2 separate regions of the Homo sapiens genome follow, and region 1 is linked to region 2. Evidence: chromatin loops called from intact Hi-C (ENCODE). Cell type or tissue: MCF 10A. All regions are shown on one strand. Each heading gives the region's core, and the rest is flanking DNA. Links, peaks and the distances in the headings are about the cores only. Region 1 overlaps CMSS1 (cms1 ribosomal small subunit homolog). Region 2 overlaps CMSS1 (cms1 ribosomal small subunit homolog).

Region 1 (10,410 bases), core at 1,403-9,402, 73 kb before region 2:
AGAAGCTACATTAAAGAAATGACAGGAAGTAAGAGAATCCTTGCACGGTGCTGGATTCGCAGCTGCCCTAGCTGATCTCTTCTGCCCCAGCCCACCCTATAGTTCTCTGTACCAGTATATGCCTCTTGGATCGCTCTACCAGGACATGCTATGATTTTCATTTTATTATACATCAAGGTATTTCCATTAAAATAGATCTATGAATAGATAATCTATTATGTGTTGGTGTATAGTGTGAATGTCACCAAATGTAAGTACTAAGTCCATTCAGATTTTCACAGCACTATACTTACATCTTTTTTACAAAATGATCAACCTGTGGCTGATACATGTGTTTGTCTCCCCTGCTAGACTGTGAACTCCCTGAAAGCTGGGCCTACATCCTTCTTTTTTTATTTTATTTTTAATCCTTGGCATCTAACAGAGTGCCTTGCTTATAAGAGGTGCCCAGTTTACAGACTGGAAACAAAACAAGCAAGCAAGGAAACTGAGATTTTTTTTGTTTTGTTTTGTTTGGTCACACATCTGCCTTTATTGTGAGCAGCATGTGGGACACTTCCAGCAGTAGTTTAAAAAAAATTTTTGATTAACAAAAGTAGGGATTCAGAGAAGCTGTCCAGCTGGTACCCTTAGGGGCTTATACGTGGATGCTAAGCCACAGCAGCAGGACAGGACTCCATAGCCTAGGAAGAGTGAGAGCACCAAGGACATGAGGAGCTCTTGGCAGATATCCCAAGTGCACTTGGTGGAAGTGGAGGTGACCTCATAAAGGAAGAACCAGGCAGTAAAGAACATGCCAGTGGCCAAAAGCATCACAGTCAGATGGAGTTAGACAGCCAAGCTCACTGGGCTGGTTTATCAGCTCCTGGCCTTGAGCTCCATTTTGCCCAGCACGGGGTAAGCTGCCACCAGAAAAACATGTTGGCAAGAGCTAACTCGGGATCTTTTGCTAGTGATAAATTAATATCTATTAAGAACTTGGTTTTGAAAACACCCGACTTTCTAGATTAGATACAGATGCAGTAAGTGATAATGTTGATTGATTTTTACAGTTTGCCTTTGTCATAAAAGATTTAGAATGTGTGACTCATTGTGAATTTAAAGCCAATTTAAGTTGTGTATCCTAAAAAGCATGTACTTGACTAGAAATGTACTTGACTAGAAATCTGGGCACAAAATGACCAAGTCATTTCAGAAAAAGAGTACAACTGAGGTGTCCCAGCATATAGAACCCAGTAAATTCTCTCTGACTTCTAAATGCTTAAATTCACAAAATACTTCATTATGCCATACAATTGTTGATGATTTTTAATGTAGCCAGTCCTTTTGTGAAAGCTGAAACTGCTATGTTGTATTGCCTGCTGGCAGAGGCATCTTCTGAGGAGGCTCTAGTGTTGATTGTCATGGAAGTGTGTTTCAAACCACTGCAGCCCTCTGAAAATTTTATCTTCAGTTGCCCAAACATTAGAGTCCATTGTAAGGAAAATTCAAATCAACTCCTTTTGCAATTTGAGAGTGAAATAGTGATAGGATCAGCTTTACTTTAGGGAAGTTATTAGTTGACTTAGAAAATACATTCAATTTAATTTGTCACAAGATTGACATTAGAATTAATGTATGAATAATTATAGTAGGTATTCAGTAAAGCATAAATGAATTACTAAAAGAGGCTTTTCTAAATCCAAAAACAGTATTTCCTTGGAGAGCTTGTTGTAATTGTCAAGATATGTATATTAAATTTTATACAAACCAAAGAGAGAAAATAGAAGGTTTATTTAATCCACTCTTGCTTTCCATTGTTTTTTTCCCTTTATATGTTCGTGGTTGTTTGAAGGGAATGGAAAGAAGGCTAGAAGGAATCCGTGCCCTTCATTTATTCCATGACCCCCTAAGTGGTCTCCCTTCCTCTAGCCTTACCTCCTTGCAGTCTGTCCTCATCACTGACAGCATGATTTTTCACCACTGGGACTCCACTCTCCTGTTCGGGGCCAAAAGGCCCTTCACCATCTGAACCTCCTGCCACCTTGGCCCCATCTTCACTCCATATCTTCCCACCGATCCTACCCAACTTTCAGCCACACTGGACTTCAGGCAGTTCTTACAATTCACCATGGTGCTTCAAGACTGCTTTTTTCAATGCCAAGACCTGGAAATCTTTTTTCCTCTTTCACCAAAACTTTCCCTATACATGAGCTTTTCAATACATATTAACTAACTAAATGAATAAAATTAAATTTAAAAGCTTAATTATACCATTGCTTAAGGTAAGTATTTTAAGATTTGCCCTAGGTTATGCTAATAATACTGAGACTCTTTTATTATAGTGCCTTGGTAAATCCAAAATGTTGTTATATTTTCTTTCTGTTTTTTTTTTTTTTGAGACGGAGTTTCGCTTTTGTTGTTCAGGCTGGAGTGCAATGGCGTGATCTCAGCTCATCGCGATCTCCGCCTCCTGGGTTCAAGCGATTCACCTGCCTCAGCCTCCCAAGTAGCTGGGATTACAGGCATGTGCCACCACGCCCGGCTAATTTTGTATTTTTAGTAGAAACGGGCTTTCTTCATGTTGGTCAGGCTGGTCTCGAATTCCCGACCTCAGGTGATCTGCCTGCCTCGGCCTCCCAAAGTGCTGGGATTACAGGCATGAGCCACTGCGCCCGGCCCATATTTTCTATAATATATTTTTTGGAAGAACTAAGAATACCTTAGGCTATTAATTTTTTTTTAAAATTAAGTTCTGATATAGAACCCTAGGCTGGAAAGGAATAGGAGGTCAAAACTCTTGTGGACTGAGTCCTTGCCTCTTCCCGCCCTCTTGACCACACCTCTGCTCCTAGCCCCAGCCCCAAGCATGTTCCAGCTCACAGGCTTCCACCAGTTTTTCATCTTAAGTCAGTGTTCCTGTCGTGTCATGTAACCGAGAGCTGTTTGTTCTTCTAAGTTATTTTGCCTTAAGAATTAGATAAATCACCTCTAGTTTACCCTAGACATGATTGAGATTTTTTAGGTTTTTCAAAAAGAACATTATGAAGAAAATAAAAGGGAGAAGGGGCTGTTAACACTTCAAGATGGGGGAATGCAAAAGAAGAATAACTTTAGCATTCAAGATGCTTATTCTCATGTAATTAGGATACAGTCACAGCTGGTCTCAGCAGGAGCACTGCCCTCCCTTTATTTTCTTCAGCCCTGTGTAGGAAAATCCTAGGCAGAATTCCCCTTCACTGTTTATTTTCGGGGCATTCCCCTCTCACCTAGTACTTCCTAGACCGAGGAAAAGGATAGACAACTGGGTTGTGTACGTGGAGTTATTTTGGCTTCGAGGAATTGCATAAACTGATATCTGAGGACAGAGAAATCCATAAGGGGGAAGTAGAGGAAAGAGAGGAAAATTGGCAGATCATGGAGGTGGGAATGTGAGAGGTGTATGTATATAGGGGTATCTGTTGGAGGAGTAATCAAAAAAGGCTGGACTTGTAAAGTAGGGCCAGATTATGGGTAACTTTCAGGGGCACCTTACAGAGTTAAGACTGCAAGCATTTGTAGAAGGGGGGTATTTCCAATTTTGCATGTGCACAATAGAATTATTTTGTAATTAAATTTTTTCCCACCGATTTCAACATAAGTTTGGAATCATCCTGTTCCATTTCACACTGAAGTGTTGAGAGGTTATGCCATTTGTAGAGTTTTGTTAGGGTTATGTTCAGAGATCATTAATTTGCATTTGAGCTCACAGGGGTTGGGGAATTTGTGCCTGACACTGTTTCATAGTTAATATGTTGGGAGCCAGGATACAGTTTTAACAGTATTCACTTGAATGCAGCTCTGGTTCCTTTTGTTTAAAATTTGGATTAAAGTGCAAATCAACAGACTTTGGGTGGTCTCATCCTCACCCCGTAGAGAAGCAGATACATATGACCAAACTCCTTCACTATTTGGCAAGACAGTAGTCTCTTCTCTCATGAGATACTAAAGACGAGAATAGCAAGGACATTAGAGGTCAGTCCTGAGGTAGGTTGCCAGAGTTTATTTGAGGGAAATTTGTCTGAAACTTGCTTTCACTCTCCAGCCTCAACTCATGTTCCTAGTTGTTTCTTTTCTATAAAAATGAAAAATTATGAAATTTTCCATGAAGGTCTCAGAGGAAAATTAAAGAATAAAATAAGAATTCCAAAGGGTTTCAGAAATGTCAGCAAGTAAAAGAGCAAGCAGTACTGCCTTCTCCCTAGTGGTGGCCCTGTTGGGACTGCCCACCTTTGCCGTTGTAATTGCTAGGTACGCTTGGTGAGGGAAAGGTCTTTGCTGTCATTAAACTTTGAAGGAAAAAGAAGGTATGCACTCATCTAAAATATATGTTTTTAAAAACTCTATTTCTTGGACAGTTCTTTAGATTATTTCCATTCATGTTCAAAATTTCTATGACATAATACCTCAGTGTTTTCCAAAAATTAACCTCTATGGTTGAACTTTATGTTTTTTATTACAGCCTGGGTACCCTGCAAGTTCCCAGAGTGTGTGTGTGTGTGTGTGTGTGTGTGTAAGCACATGTATGTGTGTGCATGTGTGTGTTTGTGTGTGTATGTGCCTGCACATGCACGTGAGAGTGGGGAGCATTCTCTGGCATTTGGTAGATTTTGGTTGATTCAAGCAACAAACCTAGTGGACGCATCCTGTCTATGGTTCATTCTTTTTAACTTTCCTATTGAACTTGTCGTATTTATCTGTTTTGTGTAGGCTTTAAGTGCGTTAGAAAGTAAAACTGTAAGGAATCAAAGAGGAGTTACAGATCATGCTCATCTGCAGGGCTAGTGCTTGGCTGCCTCCCAGGTACACACCCCTATTGTGGTACATACCTCATTCATTGGTTTCTCATAGATGTCCTCCTGCCAAGGGGTAGATTTCGCTTGAAAAGCATCTCTCTGGAGAGCCTCTAACACCTTTTTTGGAGTGACAAACCCATACTGAGCTTCCAGCAAAGCCAGGTCCATTTTTTCAGCCTTTAAAATGCCTATGACCTCATCTCGAGCCTGTAGGAACAAAAAGTATTTCAGAAAGCCTGCTGTCTCTACCAGCAGTCTCAGCAAGTGATTTTTGTGATAGTTGGCAGTGCTTTTTCTTCTCTTTCAAATCTAAATGAATCATATTTCATTTTCACACTTTTATAAAAGGTAACAAAACTATATCCCTTCATCCTTCTTGTAGTCTAATTACACAATTAATGTTTTAAAAAGTGATTACTATACAACATTGGAGGACTACTTTTTTTATTATGTTTGACAAGCAGATATCATGATATCCATCAATGTACTAGCATTTGGATTTTCAGGGGGTAGGAAATAAAATTCTCCTATATGTGTACCAGCTGTTTTTAGATTTTCATGTAGGTTAATAATGCCAGGGCTAGTCTAGGAGCCAGTTCACTTGGGGTACAAAAGCACCTATTGTTGTTTAAACCAATCCCGAAGTCATCTGGCATTATTGCTACTGATGCATGCATGTGCACTGAAGCTCCTGAGCAGCATGGGCAGAGGATGTGACCTTTCACGACCTGTATGCCAATCACATGTCATCATGACAGCCCCTTTAGATGGGATTAATTGCACTTTGAGTTGGCAGAGGAGAATTCTTTGTATATATACTTATGCTTTGCTTTCATGTACACACATGTATGAACCACAGATATCTATTTCTGTGGCAGCAGGAACACCAAATTCACAAGCAGCCTTCTGTTTGAAGCATGATGGGGATAACTCCAACCCAGCTGACCTGCAGTTCTCCCTCCAGAATGCTGAGGAGAAATAACAGGTCATCTCTTGAGAGGTCTTCTGCTTGGTGGCCATTACCACTGTGTGGCTTCTCTGCCTTGGGACACGGAAGTATTACATCCGACTCACTGGGGGAGTCTTTGTCTTGCTGTCTATGCTTCATGTTTTTAGGCCCTTGGAAACTGTGGCCTTTAGTATGTCTTGGAAATTTCTTTTGGGCTGAGCCCTCGGTATCACTGCCTCTGGAACGCATTCTTTAAAGCCTGGAAGGAGGGAAGAAAATTTGTAAAGCTTAATGGAAATGGAGTTTTAATAAGAGTACCTATTACTGCTTTAACAAGTCTACATTCTTGTTATATTTACCACAGCCCCAAAGTCAATCTTTTTGATGTCTACAGCAGAGAAGGATATTAGCAGATTCATAAATCACAGTCTTATTTGCACTTCTGCTTTTAAAGCAAACATTTAAAAAAAGGTGTTCTGTCTTGATTAAGGCCACTTATGTCCATGGGTAAACAGGCTGTGTTTGAACTTCATCCCCCAAGCATTCCACCTCAGGAACCCAGGTCAGACCTCCAACCATGACCCTAAGTGCTTGCTTAAGACGTACTTAACATAATTATAATATTGTAAAATGGTGACTTTGCTAATTCTTCTAACTTTCTTCAGATTTACTTTATAGTATTTCCTTTAAAATTGTTGGGAGCTTTTATGGGGTTTTTTGTTTTGTTTTTAAAATTTGTTAGCCTTTAAAAGTGCATTAGGACAGAAATGGCAGAGTTACTGCTACAGAATTACTGCATTATTTTGTTTTGAAGGCCAAGTCTAGTATTAAAGGAATGAAGGCTTGGTCCCTGGCTGTATTCCTGTATTCCTGACATTCTTCTAAAATTCTAGATCTATCCTTGGGTAAGTCAAGGGCTTATATTTAGGACCCTCATCTTCAAAGCGGAGATACTACTACCTAACGTAGTTGGCCATTCTGGAAACAATATAAAATAAATTAATGTTTAAAGGACACATTAGCTCCACATCTGATTATATAATCATCCAAATGAATTTATAATAGGAAGAAAAATTCTTCCACTGTTGAGGTTTATAACTAGGAGAGAAAATATCAGTTGAACTTATAATTGACTCTATGGCATATAAGCAGATTATTAATTTTACTCTTTGTCCCTACAAATCATGAAACTTTCATCATCGCCAGTACCTTACTTTTAGTTTGTAGTATTTCTTTAAAAATCTGAAAAACTCAAGTGTCCAGAAAAGTATAGAAACCATAACAAACTGCTATATGCTACCACACAAATTTATAAAATTTTAATAATTTACTGTATATTAGAAAACAGTTTTTAAGTACTGTATTATAGATGTATTATAATGTATGTATCTCTTCTGAAACCCCTTCTCCTCCCTTCCCACTCCAGAAGTAACCACGTAATCTTGAATTTGGTATTTATCATTCCCCTGTATGTTTCATACTTTTTAAAAACATGTACATATATATTGCTGAACAATGTATAGTATTACATTTTCAAACCTTATGTAAATACCATATTGAATGTATCTTTCTAAAACTTGCTTTTTCATCCTAGATTATATTTTTGAGATTCTTCCTTGTTCTATTTTACTGTAGTTTATGTATTTTGATTGCTGTAAGAATATTTCATTATATAGTCCATCATTTACTTGTTCATTTTACTGTTTTTGAATATTTTTTTTTCAGTATTCAAAAAAATGCTACTTCAAACATTCTTGCACATTTTTTTCCCTTGTGTTAGGTGATAAGAATTCTGTCACAAATCAGCTGTGGAACTTGATTAAGACATTGACCCATTGCCAGGCACAATGGCTCACACCTGTAATGCCAACACTTTGGGAGGCCGAGGCAGGCGGATTACCCGAGGTCAGGAGTTCAAGACCAGCCTGGCCAACATGGCGAAACCCCATCTCTGCTAAAAATACAAAAAATTAGCCAGGTGTGGTGGCACACACCTGTAATCCCAGCTACTCAGGAGGCTGAAGCCCAGGAATTGCTTCAACACAGGAGGCCGAGGTTGCATTGAGCCAAGATCGCGCCCGGCACTCCAGCCTGGGTGACAGAGTAAGACTCTGTCTCAAAACAAAAAGGACATTCACCCTCTTCAGGTCCAATGACCTGATCTGGAAGTGAGGGAGCACTTACTATGTGTGCTAAGCATTCTTCTCAGCATTTTCCATGTATTAGCTCATTCAAGTCTCACAACAACACTATGAGGTAGGGAATATTATTATCTCCATTTTACAGTGAACAAATGGAAGCACGGGAAACTTATTGAAGGTTGCACAGCTAATAAGTGGCAAAACTGGGATTTGAGTCTAGGAAACCTGGCTCAGGGACCCACACTCTTAAAAATCATGCCGTAATGTCATTATGCTGTATTGCCTAAGACAAATGCATATATACACTGGTACAAATACCTTGTCCGAAAAATGCCTATAGCCTTACTGAAGAGACTATTTACAAATACGGTATAGATGAACAATGATGTGTGACAGTAGTTGTCACTGGCTCTTCCCTAGGTAGCCAGGGAAAGGCTCATTTATTTGAGAAAAGCAAAGGCATAGAAGGGATATTTTTGTGTAGGAATGGGAGGTTGGGGATGTGTAAGAGATGAGATTGGGAAAAACCTCATTGTGTGTATATCTATTTATTTATAAAAATATTCATGTACTACCACAGTATATTATGTGCTTTATAAAAAACATTCAAAAAAGACAAAAATGAAAAATTATACATAAACAGGATTTCTAATTATCTTTCCCCACCCCTATTGTATTTTCTTGAACACCTAGGAATATCCTTACTCTGGGCTATAGAAATAATGGAAGGTTGTTACATAAATATATTTAATATAGGTAAATATTACATTCTGCTTTATTTATAGGTATGTTCACAGATTAATTATAGGGCCATCTATGTCCTTTGTCTTATATTTTTAAGACAATTTTATTCTTCATTCATGTCTCACATGGCGTATCTGACCTGGTGCTCCATACATAATGGGCATGCATTAGGGTGACTGGCTTGCTCCTTTTACTTTGTGCCCAACTGTCTCAGGTACATGTTAGTGTTTAACAAACAACCCCAAAACTTGGATGGAGGCTAAATAACAATGGCTCAGAATTCTGTGGGTTACTCCACAGCTTCAGCTTTCTTACAGCTATTCTGGGCCTGGATGGTCTAAGACGGGCTCTCACGTATTTGGCTGTTGGTTAGTTGGACTAGGAGAGCCTCAGCCGGGTCATCTCATCTCAGCTGTATGTGACTCTCAACTTACAAGAAGCTAGACCAGGCTTCCCCACATGGTGGTCTCAGGATAACATTCCAAGAACGTGAGAGTTGAAGCTCCCAACATCTCATTTGTGAAAGAATGTCACAATGTCAGCCCAGATTCAAGATTGAGGAAATAGATTACACCTCTACATGGAAGAAGATACAAGGCCACATTGCAAAGGAATGGAAGGAATTAACTGCAGCCATCTTTGAAAAAGTTCACCACACCCACAGATTCAGATTTCTGTGAAAATCTAATAAAAGTCTAGTTTAAAAGAGGAGCGAAATATATTTGGTTCTTTACTTCTTTTCATTTCCTGGAAGTACATAGGGTTTGGTTTTTGTTTTTTTCATTTTACATGATGAATTCCTATGTTTTCCTCTTGCCCACATAGTCCTGTGTGGAACAATAGTCTACTGATAAGAATCAACTTGTATCCTGCTGCTAATCAATGAGAATTTCTCTGCCCTCATCAACTTAATCTAGGATATCCCTTCCAGAATACCAAGATAATGTAAGCTTTTATTTAGCAGGGTAATTTGCTAAACATTGTTCATAAGTAGTGCCCTTTTAGCTTAAGGCAGCCCTGAGCTGCAACAGAAGACTGAATGGAGCTCTGTATACATTCTAGCTTCCTCACCTCACTCTTAAAGTGGGTTAGATGAAATCTGGTAGGAGAACATAGATCATTTGCCAGTGATGATATTCATAAGTGGTAAAAAAAGGAATGACCTGAAACATTTTTATACTGTGTTTGTTATTCTTCTAAAGAGATTAGAGTTTTACTGAGACCACCAATTCTCTTTGGAGGCTGGGGATAGTAGCATCAACATTCTCACTGATTAATGAAGTGGTGTTCACATTGGATTTGTGAACAGACCCATCATATGCAGACTTCTGGTCTACTGAGGAGCATGTGTCTCTACATGTTTACAGTGGTGGAGTTTCCTTGCCCCTCTGCCAATAACCACAAAATGATCAGTAATGAGAAATAATTAAGTATCTAGAGGAAGAAAACAAAGACATGAATTTCATGATACTCTCATGCTTTGTATTATCAGTGACTTCATTGTTTCTCTTGGCAAATTTTTAATGCATCTGTGCTTGGCCCAGGGGTGCATACTAGGGTAAAGAAAAATTTTGTAATAGCAACAGTGGTTTGGGATTTTCAGGGTACCAAAAAAAAAAAAAGGAAAGTTGCTTTTTGTGTATGCCAAATAATGATACTTTACTCTTCATGAAGTGCTGACCTAGTACCTAGTGAGTTTACAAGGGAAAAAAACCTGCTTAGTTGTCAGTTTAACACAGCCTAATGTGTTGTTATCTGTGAC
Region 2 (10,410 bases), core at 1,442-9,441:
GATTTTTACCAAGCACAATTTGGTAAAGGGAAGTAGGGAAGTAGGACTTGTGGGTTGTACCACTTTTGCAGGAGAAAAATGCAGGTATTTTGGAGCTAATTAAAGAAAGACAAAACTCAAAACTTAGTCTTTCCAGCACCCATGCTGGAGTGCAGTGGTGCGATCTCGGCTCACTGCAAGCTCCGCCTCCCGGGTTCACGCGATTCTCCCGCCTCAGCCTCCCCAGTAGCTGGGACTACAAGCACATGCCACCATGCCCCAGCCAATTTTTTGTTTTTGTATTTTTAGTAGAGACCGGGTTTCACCGTATTAGCCAGGATGGTCTCGATCTCCTGACCTCGTGATCCGCCCGCCTTAGCCTCCCAAAGTAATGGGATTACAGGCGTGAGCCACCGCGCCCGGCCATGGTTCTTAAACTCTAACCTAATCTTTTCCCCCAACTAGAAACTTTCAGTAGTTCTCCACTATCTTTGGCATAAAATTCAAGCACACACCCAGAGAAAACCTCCACCACAAGATTTTTGGTTTATTCTTTAATACTTAGCTTTGACGTTGCTACTCTGTGAAGCCTTCCGTGCCTCCCATAGGCACTTGTACTATGTACCTATATCCGTCATATATATCTCAGTTACTGATTCAATTTACAGTTGTTGAATGCCAGTTTTATGCCATGAATTGTATTTAGTGTTGAAGATACTGAGTAAAGCAGCCTTTATTTTTTAATGATCTCTAGGTGAGGAAGCATATTTAAGCAAATTTTAGAAAGTGTGATAAGCTCTCACTGTAGCAAGGAGGAAAAAGAGGGGCACTGTCTCATAGCACATATCACATTCTTTTGTGATCATTACTGTGTTTCTCTCCCACTGGAATGGAAGGCGTGTATATTCCCTGCATCAGAGTCATAAGTATAGAGTTGGTGTGCAATAGTAGTTGTATTTTGGATGGATGGATGGGTGGGTGAGTGGTTGGGAGGAAATTGCAACAACTGCCTAAAATTGTTTAGTAGATTATCGACAGACTTTATTTAGAGTTGGATAAGGGAGGTGCATGAATATGGGAACATATATATCCTTACACTGTATAAGCTAAATCCTTGCCTTGGGAACTTCTCCTTGTGGTTCAGTGAGTCTTGAATCTGTTAGAGAGGATCTCGGGATATAGGCTTTTCAGTCAGCGCTTTGCTAAACACATCAAAGAAGTCTGTCACTTGATGGTTCATTGCTTTATGATTTGCCAGAAGTTCAGGCAAAAGGTCCCAATTAAAAGCCCTGGGTTGTTTCTCATGGTCTCTTGCTCAATGGCAAGGGGAGATTCCTCAAGGCTTCATCACATCACCAAACAGTGCATCCAGTTAATCTGCTAGATTTAAAAAAACAAAACAAAACAAAACATGCCATGCTAAAATTTAATAGTTCAGTTTCACACATAGTCCAATTCCCTCCATATTGGACTATGGGCCTCTGTTTGTGTTGACATAAAGGTATCTCTAGACTCTAGAACAGTGATTCTCAGCCCTGGCTTAAAAACAAAAAGAAAAGAAATACCAGACTCCACCTCCAGAGTCTTATTTGCCTGTAATGGGGCCCAGGCATCTCTATTTTTTGAAAGCGCCCAAGTTGATTCTAATATATAATCAGGACTGGAAACACTGGCCTAGAGTCAAGACCAGAACACTTTACAATTAGCCTGGAATTTGTTCCACAAAAATTTCTTCCTGCCTTCTTCTGATCCTTCAGGTCTCTATCTAATTATCACCTCCTCAGTAATATTGTCCGGTGACCTTGCTTTTTGTAGGAAAAAAGTCATCCAAAGGGGCCTCCTCTATCACCTTGTCCCTCAAAGTATTTACTACAACCTGAAAATAACTTGTGTATTTATTTGTTTTCTTGTTTGTTATCCATCCCTCCTACTAAATGAGGAATATCATATATTTATTGGCAGCTGCTGTTGTGTGAATGTCGTCAGCTGTAGATCTAGTAATATGTGTGACTGCTGCTAGGCCAAATCAAGGAAGGGGAGAAGGAGCTGGAAGAAAGGGTAAAAACGGGTGAAAATTTGATGGGAAGTGAAAATTCAGACAATACTCCTAAAAGTGAAAATTCTGACCAGGCGCAGTAGCTTATGGCTGTAATTCCAGCACTTTGGGAGGCCAAGGCAGGAGGATTGCTTGGGCCCAGGAGTTCAAGGCCAGAGTGAGCTATGATTGTGCTATTGCACTCCAACCTGGGCGATAGCGCAAGACTCTGTCTCTTAAAAAAATTAATAAAAATTCTAACCCCTATTCCCCAGGAGTAGCCACTGTTTACAGTTTGGTGTTTATTGTTTGAAGTGTATTGAAATGTGTACACAAATAACATACAGATTGGTTTACAAATAATGGAACACTTTAACAAATATATTACTCAGTAACTATGTTGTATATAAATGTGTAGTCAAAGCCTGTAGTTGACCTACGGCAAGACACTTGTAAGAGTAGCTCCTTGATTTAATGCCAACTATGTTTTCTATAAGATAACCTAGTTACTGGGTGATAGATTTTTTAAAACTGTTCAATTCCCTTTGAATTGTTCTATATTTCACACACACACACACTCTTCCCAAAAATATTATTGTGCCTACTTATTAATGCAGTTATTTTAGAGGTTAGCTGTCCTCCCAAAATTGGCTTAGATTTAAATAGGGTTAAGTGGTGATAAATTTAGTAGTAGTAGCCATACCCTCTCACTTTGTCTCAGTTCACCTATTTAATAGTATACTATGACCAGCAGATCAAATCAGACCCTTAATCTGTTTTTGTAAATAAAGTTTTATTGGAACATGGCTATACTCCTTCATTTACATATTATCTATCGCTGTTTCTGTGACGCAGTGTCAGAGGTGAGTAGCTGCGACAGAGATCACATAGCCCACAAAATCTGAAATATTACTATCTGGCTTTTTAGGGAAAAAGTTGGCTGACCACTTCCCTAGTTGATCAAAAAGATTATACCATCAGTAATCAATCAGAACAACCCAACTGAGCCCAGTTTATGAGAATGTATTGGTGGTTCTGGGATTTTACATCTTTAAAACTCTATCTGATTGCTTTTCGTAGGAAGAAAGTCAGCCAGAACATTGTTAAATGACAGGGTGGGGAGGGAGTGGGAGACATGTTCCATCTAGTTGGGTCTTGTCTTCCTGTCAGGCAGGTCACATCTTCTCCCTTTCTCTTCTTTCCTCTCCCAAAAGAAACAGTACACATTGCAGATGTGGCCAAGGTTTTCAAAATACCTGTAGGTTGGATCCTTTGAATTTAAACCAGTCTGCCAAGTCTTTGCTGCCAAGCCTCATAAATCATTTGGCTGAATAATTAAAGGGATGGGTGTCTTGTTGAATGCTGCACCAGGTGTGGTGGGGCAACTTACCCTCCCCTAAGCTGCTCAGCATAGAAGGTCGGGGACCCAACACGGTGTCGCCTATGAGGGAAGCACAATGAGACATCTGGTTTTCATCTCCAGTGGGCTTGTCCATATCCCCCCCAATTCTGAAGCTTTGTTGGAAATGCCCCTCTCTGGAGATTCCATCACAAATCTGCTGGTGATGCGTGTGTGACTGTTTGCAGCTCTGGAAAAGCGCGGTGCCACTGCAAGTGGAAAACATGCCCAAAGCTCACTGGGACTGACCACCTCCTGTACAGACCTGTGTCTCTAATGAATTCTTCTTTATTTGGAGCTGATGGTGTTGTACTTAAAAGCTGCTGGGTAAATCACGCACAGACTGATCATGATTTTGGTTTAGAGTTAGGTTAGAGCATCTCTTTTAAGTTATGAATTATTATGAATTTTTTGTACCTTCAAAACTTCTTGTTGTTCAAAACATTCTCCATACAGAAGATAGGTCTTAATACATTATATCCCCTGATACACATTTGCTTTCAAGCTTCTGTGGCTTAGACTGGAGTATCTCTATAATCTCAGGAGTGAATATTCACATTTTCTAGAACCACCAGTTTCTGCCTGCCACTGCTTACTTGCTTTTACAAGATTTGCACACAGGTACACACTCTTCTAGTAATTCCGAGTAGGATGGAAGTAGCCTAAAATTTGAGTGACCTAGATAGCTGATAAAAAGTAAAGCTGATTTTATGCCTAGCTTTTAAAACCAAATGCATATCTGTCCATCATATGGGTGTGATTGACCTCAATTTTTAATGATGAAATTACATAGCTAAAAAAGACCTTGAAGCTCATCTAATTGTACATGTGGAAACGGGGCCTGTGGACCTGGAGTGACTTGTCCAAAATGATGAAGCCTAGTCCCTTAGGCCTTAGACCAGGTGGCTTGATCTCTAGTTATACATCCCACCCCTATGACTTCCCCTCTAAAGCATGATTTAAACAAAAGGAAGTACCAGAAACTTCAGTTTGGGTTCATATTGCCTTCTCTGATGAGTATGTGTATGTTCTGAAGCTCTCTCTGCTGTCTGCAAATCAGACATTCTTGCTGGGTTGCATCAGAGTCCAGGCGACAAGATTGATGAAGAAAGGGCAGAGGAGGGATGACGTAATGGATTGTGCAGCATTTACCTGCGAATTATCTCTAGCTGTGTACTGCTTGATGTCTGTGTGACTCACATACTGAGGTACTGCCATCCCTATTATTCAGCACTGTAGCCTCACACTTACCTCACCCTGTGTTTCTCTCCTTTTCCTGCCAAATCTGATTAGAAGCACTTTTGTTGTAAGCCCATGTTTATGAAGCCATAAGTGGACTTCATACCAATGACCATGTGGAGAAAATAAAAGAATGTTAGAACTGGCAAGTTACACATTGACTCAGTCAAACCAGCTTGATTTCTGTCTCAGTGTAGTGCAGTAAATACTTACATAGCACCTGCCATATGCCCAGCACTGTCAGGGTTTTCTTCCCTTACGTGGTTGTTTTGTCTTCTTAGCTTCAGTTTAACCAATGCACCTAGAATAAACCTGTAGCAAGTGCCTACCATGTGCAAGTGACTATGATAGATGCGTTCACATGCATTTTTTCTTTTGAATCTCAAAACAACCCTGTGAAGTATCCATTTTGTAGATGGCCCAGGTGACTTAGCTAATGTGTGTCAGAATTGGAATTAGAATCTCAGTCCCTTGACACTAAGTACAGTGTTTTTTCCAGTGCATCACAAGTATATTTGATTTGTGTACTCGAGAAGTTTTTGCAAGAAAACTCTCCAGTTTTCTTAAGGTCATCTTCATACTTGATCTATGATCTTCATACTTGATCTAGTGTCTGCCTCTGTTGTTTGTTTACCCTTGAGATGCTAAAAGTCAAGAGCATAGACATATGTATATTTATTGAGCAATAACCATTAAGTTCTATGTTGAAGTTGTATCATACAAACACTAACTTTGCATGAGTTCAACTACACCTGCTCAGCAAATGAATATAAAGAGAGAAGGCATAAAAATTTACATTGTGCAAACAAGTCTTCTCAGGTTGTATTCAATGAGTCTATGCCTGGGAATGAACCTGAAATGGACGGTGTATATTGATTTTTCTGTACATGTCTGTTCCCACCTGCCTCTCTCAGGGTAAGCATCTTGCCTTACTCAGATGGTTACCAAAACTGGAGGCAAAATCCACCTTGATTCGGCCTACTGAGAGACAGTATTGGCTTCCTGCATGATGCCTTCCTAGGGGATTTGCAAGGTAATTTTGACATAAATTGAGGGTTTTTTCCCCCTTACATATTCTCCAAGAAACCTAAACTCCAAGTAAAATGCAGCTTCCGTAGGATGATAGTGGGTTGCATATAATCAAGGAGGGGATTTTTCTTTAGAGTGAACTGAAACTGTCTTGGGCTCAAGAACATTGTGTATAATGGTAGCTGAACATATCTTCTATTCTCTGTGTATTGTGACAGGTTGGAAGGATTAATACTGAGAAGATCAAATATTCTTTGTGTTCATAAGAGAACTGTGTTACCACTGAAACCAAGGGAGGAGAACCAACAGAAGGAAAAATCCAATGAGGTCACCCATCAGAGTGGTGGAGAAAAAGGATTAAGAAAATCCCATTAAATTTAGTTGCAGGTGACGTTTGAAAGAATAGTTGTAGTCAATTATAAGGTCAAAACCAAGATACAAGGAATTAAGAAACATCATCATCATCAGGACAGAGTAGCCAACAGGATGTCATGAAACCAAAAGAGGACGGCTTCATGAAGAGAGAGCACCATAGGTGGGGGTTGAGGAATGAGAACTGGGACTAGGTAGTGATAATACCTAAAAGGTAGGATTGGTGGGTTTAAAAGTGGAAGCACGTAATGTCATCAAAATGAATTCTGGCTTCTGAGCTAGTCTGAGATTCTTAATGTTTGAGTTTCCCCCTATGGGGCAGGTGGGGAAAATCTGGCCACTGAGAGATTAGAGGCAGGAGAATTATTGGTGTCTGTTGGCAAGCAGATTCTCATAGCCTCATACCCATTAGATATTGGATTTCACTTTCATTACTTTTCTAAGTAGTTAGGTTCTAATTTGCTTGCAATTTGAGAAATCAAGGCTGGCTCTACAAGGCTGTCATCATGCTGGGAAAAGGGGTGCCAGAATGCAGCAGGACGTAACCAGAAAGCCAGTAAAGGTTCAACTCTTATGAATAGGAAAGCCAGCTAATTCATTCATAATACCAAACCTTATCTTACTCAAGGAAGTGGAGTTACAACCAGGAAACCTCCCTTTCTTTCCTGTATTTGTATAGCACCTTGTATTGTTAAAAATGAAAGGTTGTTGGTGATAATTTTCTTTTTCTCAGATTGCTCACTTTGTGTTTTTGGCTCAATATTCAGTGTGACTGCTTGACTACTGTCACTCAAACAGGCTGTCTTGAAAAAGGTGAAGCTGGGAGGTTAGGGGGTTCAGATTAGGATGGGATCTCAGAGTGGGGTCCCTCTACCCCCACTGTATAGGAATCTCCTTGGGTGCTTATTAAAAATGTAGATTCCAGGGTTCCACCCAAGACCTACTAAATATGAATCTATATTTATAGCATCCCTGAGAATTCTTATGAAGTCTAGATTTTAAGAACCCTGGTTTAGGAAATGTGAGTGTAGTGTAATAAACCAAATTTTACAAGAATAACCTTTTAACAAATTGAATTCCAATGATTCTAAAGTTAAATTGTATTTATAAAATATAGCCAGAAATATTTGTTTTAATGGAAATTTATAAGCCTCTTTGAAACTCTTAGAGAAATCTAAATACAAGGCACACAGAAAATGTTAGCAGTCATAATAAACACACTTGGTTATGAGGAAGAGTGTTGTGAATTCAGAAAGTTTGTGTGTTTTGTGGAATTTCTATTATTGCCCAAGAGAGGAAAGAACTGAAAGGAGAGAACTTGGAAGAAGCTTTCTTTGGCTTCCAAGATCCTAATCCTCCAAAATGCAGCTGCTTGCTACCCACCATCTCTTTGCCACAGACCAGCTGTGTCCCCATTCATTCCCACCTCCGCTATTGCTTTTTCAATCCACACATGCCAGAACCAGAATGGAGAATGGTAGAGAAGGGAAAGGTAGTTTGATAGGAAGTGGGATAGAAGTTTTATAGAAAAGAGGTTTCTGGAAAGCCCTAAAGCATTAGACCAGAAAGCCCTTAGCCGTAGACCTCTGGGTAAAATTTGTTGCAGTTATAAAACTCTGTGGGATGCAGGTAGGTATACTGGTGGTTTCTGGGGGCTGGGGCAGTAAGACAGGCTGACCCCATTAAGATAACCTCAGAAACTAACCCAAACTGTTTTCCCCAGCCCTCAACTGATCTTTGGCTCTTATTTAAATTTTGTTTTTGTTGTCTTTGAATTGTTTCCTTTGTACAAGTCATTTCCCTAAATAATCTCCAGATTTCTTCATGAGTGGAATAGTTAGGTACTTCCTTTGAATACCTTTGCCAACAGCCTTTTTTCCTCCTTCCCCATAATTATCATAACTATTACCCACAAATGGATAAATTTGGTTCCTATCTTTCAGTGCTTTTCATGAGGTTATCATCTATAATTTTCTGCCCCAAAGTCTCCTTTTAAAAAAAGTATTTTTTCTATATAGTCATGAAGGCTATCATTCAAATCCCAGAAGTTGTAGTTTTACCCTTTTTGTTTAGTACTGTTAAAACTCAGCTTTGGAATGATGAGAATTCAGCTCATTTATCTTACATCTTTTCTTTCCAAAAAAAAAAAAAAATTCCAGCTTGGGTTGCACTCAGCCCTTAGCATAGTGACTCCCAGAGTTTGCTAGTTAAGTTAGGAAATTAAAAGTAAGAGCTTACTCTGTTTTGAATCAGATAAGTAAATTAATAATTGCGGCATGTCAGCCAAAGTAAACAAGCATTCTTGATGGGTAGAACTGTGCATTGTCTTAAGCTATTTGATTACTAAACCACTGCAAGCTTTTAAAATTGAACTATCTCTAATATGCATTGAGAAGGATAAAAAATAACTTGTTTTAAAAAGTGTTTTTGTTTGGTTTTGTTCTGTATATTCTTTGTCCAAAACTTGAGCATATTCATCTTTATAAATCTTTCATTACTTACTGGCTTTCTTAGTGCCTTAGCTGGTATTTTCCACATGAGGTTTACACCATCTTGTGGCCTACAGTTTTCTGACTCGCTTTTTCTTGCATCCTTGGCATTCATTAGCCTATTGGTAAATGTTTGAAATGGGAAGAAAAGGAGAAATCACCTGTCATTTTCTGCTCTTAAGGCTTTTATTGCTTTTTCTATTTTCTCTTCATGACCATGAAAGTAAATGGTTTGAGTCTCTCAGACATACTCTTTTTAGCTTTTATTTTTTGAGATGAAAATATCTTATTTCCTGAAATTTTTATTTGACTAGAAAACTAGTCCATGTAGAGGAGAGCTTTGATGATGTGTCTGCCCACAAAACAGATTTTTGCCATGGCTCGCTAATGCATTTTGTGTGAAATATCAAATTTTGGAAACCTTGCTTGTATATCTCCCACCACAGAAAAAAATGAGAAGATGAAATGAGAGAAATCAAATCATGAAAGATGCAAAAGTCTAGTCAGCAGAAACAGTAAGAGATCCGTTATGTAATGAAGAAGAGAGTCAGGGACAAAACCAACTCTCAGTTATGTGACTGAGGCACAGAGAGGCCCAGAATTGGCCCAGAAAGTGTACAGATTTTGCTCTAATTGCATTTCAAGGTCAACCTTTAAATTGCCTTAAACCAAAAAAGTGTGTCACTGATGGAAGCTACAGTATCGTGTAGGCAAAATGGGCCTTGTTGCTTTGACTGCCACTGTTACCAATTGTGATATAGTACTGATAGAAAAAATATATTAGTTATCTAGTGGTAACAGGGAATTGGCCACTGCCAGCCACTGAGGGAGTACAGACAGGTGTCTATTGGTGTCTGTTAGTGAACAGATTCTTATAGTCTCTCACCCACTGGGTAATGCATTGCATATAGTTACTAGTTTTTAAAATAGTTAACTCCTAATTTTCTTGCAAATTTGGAAACTGAGGGCTCCCTGGGAATTATAGGTTATGGTTGTTTTCCCCAGCACAACCTTGCCTGGGACCTGTACACAAAGTGTTTCCCTCCTCCAAGTTGACATAACATTTTCCACCTTCCTAATGTTTTTACTAACATAATTACAATAAATTGCTGCTGCTGTTGGAGACATTCTCTTTTCTCACATCTGGGTTTAAAGCTTTCAGTAAGGCTACTAAGCAGTGGGAAGGAAGGAGCCTTTCCATAACTTTAAGGTCATTCCTGATAAAGGTAACTACTCCACCCCTGCTTCCCAATTAGATTCCCTGCCAGCAATAGCATAGACTTGAACCAGTGCCAAATGTTTTAATACCATAAGGACTTGCTTGATAAAGGCTATGCAAGGCAAAGAAAAAAAGCAGCCAAAGTTCCCCAAACTAAAATTTTCCAAGATTTTCATATGAGTTGCAGCCAGGGTACCCTTCATATAAGTGTTACCATGTGTTTGCTGTAGTCATTGGTATCCTGCAATTCTCATTCTCCAGGACTTCTAGAGATTAGAATTTAGAGGAAGTGCTGGTGATGTCAAGATGGAAATCTACTCTAGCTGCAAAGAATATAGTCTTTGACAAAAAGAAGGACAATAGCAAAGACAGGGAACAATGGTGGGGTTAATACTATGATCTTTCCAAATAATTATTAAGTAATTATAAGTCTATTGCACAGCAACATTCAGCATTGTACTTCATTGTACCATTAATGTTTGCATATGTTTGCTAGCCTTGCTTCTCTTACTGTTATAAACTCTAGACTAGGAGGAGTATTGTCTTGCTCTGGCCCTTGTATTTTGCGTGCAGAAATAGCATAATGTCATCAATAAACAGTTGTTGGTCATCTGACTAGATGCAGCAAAGTGATTTTATTCCTGGGCAT

What was found. Peaks named below come from ENCODE experiments on the same cell type or tissue, not always from the same donor. Only the 100,000 strongest peaks of a DNase experiment are listed, where the experiment ranks them.
Region 1: it touches region 2 in a loop (2.8-fold over the local background); 15 of 110 quality-filtered maps call a loop at or near these places.

What each region holds. Positions count from the first base shown.
Region 1 is chr3:99,925,009-99,935,418 of GRCh38, forward strand. All of the region lies in intron 1 of CMSS1 (cms1 ribosomal small subunit homolog), which reads left to right. FILIP1L (filamin A interacting protein 1 like) reads right to left here. Exons shown (of 6, transcript NM_001387850.1): 2 at 5,761-6,022; 3 at 4,848-5,021. The coding sequence starts at 6,012. The region is part of intron 1 of LOC105374010 (a long non-coding RNA gene); the gene reads left to right. It also overlaps the pseudogene TMEM258P2. Among named protein-coding and RNA genes, the nearest start is that of MIR3921, 34 kb to the right of the region's middle. In MCF 10A, for the core only: no CTCF peak of the experiment used is centred there; a DNase peak (open chromatin) is centred at 4,853.
Region 2 is chr3:99,998,465-100,008,874 of GRCh38, forward strand. All of the region lies in intron 1 of CMSS1 (cms1 ribosomal small subunit homolog), which reads left to right. All of the region lies in intron 1 of FILIP1L (filamin A interacting protein 1 like), which reads right to left. The region is part of intron 1 of LOC105374010 (a long non-coding RNA gene); the gene reads left to right. Among named protein-coding and RNA genes, the nearest start is that of MIR3921, 39 kb to the left of the region's middle. In MCF 10A, for the core only: no CTCF peak of the experiment used is centred there; DNase peaks (open chromatin) are centred at 3,247 and 4,567.